2 separate regions of the Mus musculus genome follow, and region 1 is linked to region 2. Evidence: chromatin loops called from intact Hi-C (ENCODE). Cell type or tissue: gastrocnemius. All regions are shown on one strand. Each heading gives the region's core, and the rest is flanking DNA. Links, peaks and the distances in the headings are about the cores only.

The links. Peaks named below come from ENCODE experiments on the same cell type or tissue, not always from the same donor. Only the 100,000 strongest peaks of a DNase experiment are listed, where the experiment ranks them.
Region 1: a loop joins it to region 2, with 4 times the contacts of the local background. A loop is called at or near these places in 29 of 42 quality-filtered maps.

Annotation. Positions count from the first base shown.
Region 1 is chr1:106,726,173-106,729,090 of GRCm38, reverse strand. Kdsr (3-ketodihydrosphingosine reductase) reads left to right here. Exons shown (of 10, transcript NM_027534.2): 9 at 1,361-1,462. Among named protein-coding and RNA genes, the nearest start is that of Bcl2, 13 kb to the right of the region's middle. In gastrocnemius, for the core only: no CTCF peak of the experiment used is centred there; no DNase peak of the experiment used is centred there.
Region 2 is chr1:106,520,802-106,523,719 of GRCm38, reverse strand. It overlaps Gm41928 (a long non-coding RNA gene), which reads right to left and starts at 81. Exons shown (of 4, transcript XR_878432.2): 1 at 25-81. In gastrocnemius, for the core only: no CTCF peak of the experiment used is centred there; no DNase peak of the experiment used is centred there; H3K27ac peaks cover 488 bases.

The DNA.
Region 1 (2,918 bases), core at 159-2,658, 210 kb before region 2:
TGTATGAAATTAGAAACCACACACCAGTGAGCTTTTTGTTCTCGGTGACACTAAAATGCATGTCTCGTTTCTATGTTGAATGGATCTTTCACTCATTCATCATTTGAAAACATGCATTAATCATTTGGAAAATATGGAATCTGTGAGTTATCAAAAGTCACATTCATCAGAGATCAGGGAAATATCAGGAAGCCAACTGTCTCCTACTGATGGATAAAGTTTTCATAAGTCTTAACTTTTCCCCATGCACATATATAATCTGTGGTCTTCTTCCTAGCCACAAGTTCAGTTCATTTGTCTGCCCTATCTGTGCCTCAAGCCCAAATTGGAATGTTCTAGCCTCCTGGTAAATAGTTGTTAACAGGAAAATAGTTTTGTCAGGAAGCTCAGCTCTGAGGTGTTCCCAGTTAAGCTAAATCACTCGTGGTGAATTTCTTATTTGTCACCTGAGAACAGGAGTCCTCTTCCCAGTGTCCTCCAGGAGATGGGCCACAACCAGCCAGATGTCAGATGCTGCTGGTTCCTGGGTATGATGCTATGTGTACTCTCCTGTGTATATACCTGTGAAATAGCCTAGCTGGGGATGGAGCTCATTGGTAGAGTAATAGTCTAGTATGTATGAAGCCCTGGTTCCTCCCTAGTACCATATAAACTGAGAACACATGCCTATAATCCCAGCACTTGAGGAGTAGATAAGAGAGGATTGAAATTCAGGGTCATCCTCAGTTACAAAGTGAGCTCAAGGGCAGCCTGAAATCCTGCCTCAAAAACAAACCCCAAACCTGTTTAATGAATGGATTAGGCCCCTGGTTCTATTGAGGAGCAAAGAAGTGATACATATCCCACGTGGGGCAGAGCTGGGCAGCCCAAGATGCTGGGGTATCATGCAGACAGCATGCAGTTGACCCCTTCTGAACCACTTCTTAAATACAAAGCGTCTTTTGGGCTCTTAAAGACTTTTTTAGAGTGTGTGTGTGTGTGTGTGTGTGTTTTCATTGCTGTGGTGGTGGTGGCACTGGCTGCATTAGGGCCACACTCTCAGAAACTCTCCTTTGTGCTGTGGTGCTTTTGTCCATATGCACAAAGGTCAGTGGGAAAGCAGCTAACGTCTCAGTGTTATTTGACGGTTTCATTGTCCCTAGAGACCCTGAAAGGGTCAGGAACCCACAGGGATCTGTGGACTTGTACTTTCAGAGCTGGACATACTTTACGTCTCTGTGTCCCTTTTTAGTTCTGGTATATTTTGAGTCGCTGTGCTGTCCCTTATAAAGTGAAGGGACATACTTCCCTGTTCCTCAGTGCTGAACTAATTCCTACAAACTTACTCCATACCACTCTTTTCTGCTTGCTTCTTTCCTAGCAAGGAAATTTTAACAGTTCTATTGGCTCAGATGGGTACATGCTGTCCTCCCTGACCTGTGGGATGGCCCCGGTGACTTCCATCACTGAAGGACTCCAGCAGGTAAGCCCTTTCTTAGCCAGCAACCAGGTAGACAGACAGGTAGACTAACAAAACAAGAATCACTGTTACCAACTTCTGTGAGAAAAAGATGAAGACTAGAGTGCAGTAGTTTTAAATTAAAGTTTGTTTCTCTCTCTGCCAACAGTAAGTAGGCAAGCAGGTTAAGGATATGTCCTGGGCAGAAGTGAGGAACCAGGCTGCAAGTGGAGGAGGGGCCGTCGCTGTTGTTGGGTGCTCACCCATCTTTTCAGCAAAGAATCCTTGCTCTAAAGTGTTCAAAAAGGAACACTTGGCCAGAATTGTGGGGGGCAGCATTGTCCACAACCAGTGAAGTATTAGCTTAGAAACCATTTTCTAGCTCATCAAACCTTCCAGTAGCTAAGCTGAAGGAGACTCAGAGAGCAGACCAGACACACCTTGCCTGTAAGAGCTTCATCCAGATTGCCAGCACTGTCATAAAAAGCCAGTGTGGTCTCTCCTATCTGTAACCCAAGCCCTGTGTGGCAGATCCCCAGAGTTTGTGAGCCAGCAACCCATCCAGTCTGTGAGCCTAACAAAGATAGGTGCATGAGTTCTTTCCCCCATGTTTGTCTGTACACCACATGTGTGTAGTGCCCATAAAGGGCAGAAGAAAACATTGGATTCCTGGAACTGGTGTTACAGAGAATAAGCTGCCAACTAGGTGCTAGGAATCGAATTCAAGCCCTCTGGAAGAATGACGTAAGCTCTTGACCTCTGAACCATCTCTCAGGCCTGAAAGTTTACTCCTGTTGATAAGGTTCTGTGTTCCCCAGATGGTTAGGTGTAAGAGGGTTCACTAACCCTTAAGGAGTCTACTACCATGGAGTGCTAAGACTGGTGGGCAGTGCTAATGGCAGCCATGTCATTAGAGCTGTAATGGAAGGAACCTTTAGGGACAAAGCCAAGCATCATGGCTGAGAAAGCCCTGGTCTGTGTGAGGTGCATTCAGATAACTCCTAGTTCTTTCTTGGGCCTTTTCCTAGCCTGTCTCATTCTGAAATGTCTCCCCATCATGATTTGCTTGACCTTGTTACAGGTAAGATCTTTGGGGACAGGGCCTAAGTCACTCTTACTTGTCACTGGACCCCAGCAGCCAGTACCTACATAACACAGGAGTTTTAGATTAGTGCACAGAGTCTGCACCTGTCCACCTGTCTTGCCCGTTCACACAGTGATGCCAAATCTAAAACTCAGTCTAGGCTGGGTGCTAGGCTGGATGCTTTTACCCAAGCCAGCATCGGGCTGTGATCCCCGACCACCCTGCTTCAGCTTCTTTCAGGCTCTGGTCCCACTCATCACCATGCTCTTCAGATCTCTCTCTCCCGAATTCTGCATCTCTGCTGATGATCCCAGAGTTGAGACCAACATCACAGTCCTTTACCAGATCCACATATGTTGTGAGCTAGAACATGAAAAGTGACGTTGTGGTCCATCT
Region 2 (2,918 bases), core at 256-2,755:
CCTAGACACTGCTTCAAAACTCACCCAGGTGGACTGACACACATCTGACTCCAAGGCTCTTTGGGTGAGCCCCCTTTCATGGTGGAGAAATGGCAAAGGTTGGAATTTAGTTACTCACAGACTCTCCGTGAGCGAATTTCCTTTCTGTAAGAAGAAAGAAAAACACTCATTTGTGCCATTGTGTTATGTGCAATCACATGCCTGCAAACTGCCACATTCAAGGCCTTTTCTGAGTCCCAAGGAGCAGGGTGATCATGCTTAATGTAACCTTCTAGGTTTTAGTTTCATTCAGGCCAACAAAGAATACGGAGACATGGAATTCTATACTGCTCCAGCACTTGCATAGCTTGGGCCTCAATTAGGATGTTTGTTTACTTATCTGCTAATCTCATTATTTTTTTTTTAAATTCACTTCTCAGTGAGAGTTCAGAATCCAGCATTCAACTATTTCTGAAACATGACCAAAGTGGAAAAAGAGAAAGAGAAAGAGAAAGAGAAAGAGAACGCCATTCAGCTCAGGGACTGGATTACACAGAGGCTCAAATGCATGTCTCAAAGTACTTCTTCCCTAATAGGAAACCATTTCTACTGAGAAGGCAAATGCACAAAGGAAAAACTTTGTAGAATTTTACTAGGGATTTTATCGTGGTAAAGTAAGCCACAATCCCAGTGAGAATTCTCACTGCTATTGCTCGAAACGCATAGAGCCCGTATTTATTTTCAGCAGGGTTTGGTGTCATTTTTATTATTGCTCTGCACAAAAAGCAAAACAGAAACCACCTGAGCTTCTAAGAGATAGATCAGATATTATCTCCCCCTCCCTGCTTTCCAAAGGAAGAAACCACACAAAGTGATTTGCTCTGGGGTCAACCAGCCTGTTAGTGGCTGGGGTTAGAAGTTCTGATCTTTGGCTGTCCACTCTTCTAAATTGTCCCTGGGGCTGGGTTCCCAGGTCCTCCCTGGAGACATCTGAGAAGCACTATGTACCTGGTAACTATGCCTACAGACAGTCTTGCTCCCCAATACTCCCACTTGTACCAGGTGGAGTCCCTGTGGCTCAGACAGCCACACCCCTGAGACTTTGGAAGGAGGGTTTTGTTGTTGTTATTGTTTTTTGTTTGCTTTGGTTTGTTTTGGTTTTGGTCCCATTGTAGTTAACACCCCTTGGACAGAGTCCGAGATCCTGAGATCCTTCTTGTTCTGAAGTGTCCCCTATACCAATAAGTCCTGCCATTATTTTTTGTGTGATCTGGTTAAGCTCCTTGGGCCCTTATAAAGTCCCTGTTGGTGTCTTCCCCTGGGCAGCATGTTCTTCCTACTGAGAACAGCTCTCCTGTGTCTGTCAAAATATACGTGTAGTAGAGAGTTTGGGGGAGCACTCCTCGGCCTTGGGGTCACCTCCACACTGTGCTCATGATGGTTAGAGCAGGGCCATTGCTAGAGCCAGTCCTTCTTGCCTTCAGGCCCAGCCAGTGAGTACAGAGGCGTCTTTTGGAACGTTCCTTAGTGACAGGTACTGGAGAGAGAGCACAGCTGCCTGGGGTGGGGTAAGGTGGCAATGCAAGATCAGGAAGACAAAGCAAACAAGAAATTTCACCATGTCATTAAAGTAAGAGATGAGCTGCGCGTCACATTTCTGAGCTGGCTTGTTGTATGTATCGCTCGTACACAGAACTGGTCATGGAAATACTTCACAGAGAGCTCTGTGAGGCACTAGTAGCACCTGGAAGTACCCAGCAGCACCTGGAAGCATCCAACAGAGAATTGTCCATCAAGTAGATCAAGAAGAACCACAGATCATATTTCCCTCTTTCAGAATCACAAGGGCACATCAAAGGTCATGGGAAACTTCAGAATAAGGATCCCCCAGTATCGATCTAATGCCTGCTGCATCCCCTGACACACAGGGAAGAAGAGGGGACATGGAGATAGAGCAACCTGAACATCTCTAGAAATGCCATCTCAGGGGCACTGGGGAGCTAGGCGGTAAGAAGTAGCCCCTGCTACCTGATCCACCCCAGTTGAAGGCTTCAGAAACTGCAGGGAGCCCTCATCTCTCTAAGCTGAATTTAGCTTTCCATACAGACAAACTTTGTGGGCTGACAACAAGGGCAGTACCATGCAGGCTGCTGGCTCCTCTCATGGCAGATAAAAGGCTTAGCTTTCCTAGACTTCACATCAGGCTGATATCTGCTCTTCTCTCTCTACTCAGTACACATACACACACACACACACACACAGGGTTGGGGGTGTCATGGTGTACTATGGGGGAACATGGCATCTCCAGAGCTGCCATCTACTGGCCCATATCTGAGAGCAGCGAATTTACATTCCAAAGACCAAGGACTTTTGTCTCCAGAGCAGGACAATAATCTCAGGTGCCTTCTGTCTTTTCATGAATGATTCCCTTTGATAAATATGTCTTATTCAATAACAATAGGGTTGACAACTCAGTGAGATGTTTAAACCATTCCAGGGAGTCCCCAGAGACCTCTCAGCCACCATCACCATATTAAGTCCTTCTCTGGCCAGAGTTCTCCCAAAGCTGATACAGTATTTCTGCAAACATGGACCTGGGGTTACTCCCACCTAAAGAAGTCTTTGATCTTCTGACCCATTTTATTCCATAGGATTCCTACGGTTTGAGTGTTTGCCTATGTCCATTCCCAGGTTTATATTCTTAAGTCTTGAGGTAGGGGGATCAGGATCTGTAGCCTCTGGGTCATGGTTGGAACATAAAGATGGTGCTCTTATAATTCAGACTAATGTCCAAGGATTATTTTTACATGAATTTATTATGTATGTGTACACATGTATGCATGCCATGGGTGTGTGTGTGTGTGTGTGTATGTGTGTGTGTGTGTGTGTGTAAACAACTTGCAGGGGTTGTTTCTTTCATCCTCCTCCCACCATGTGGG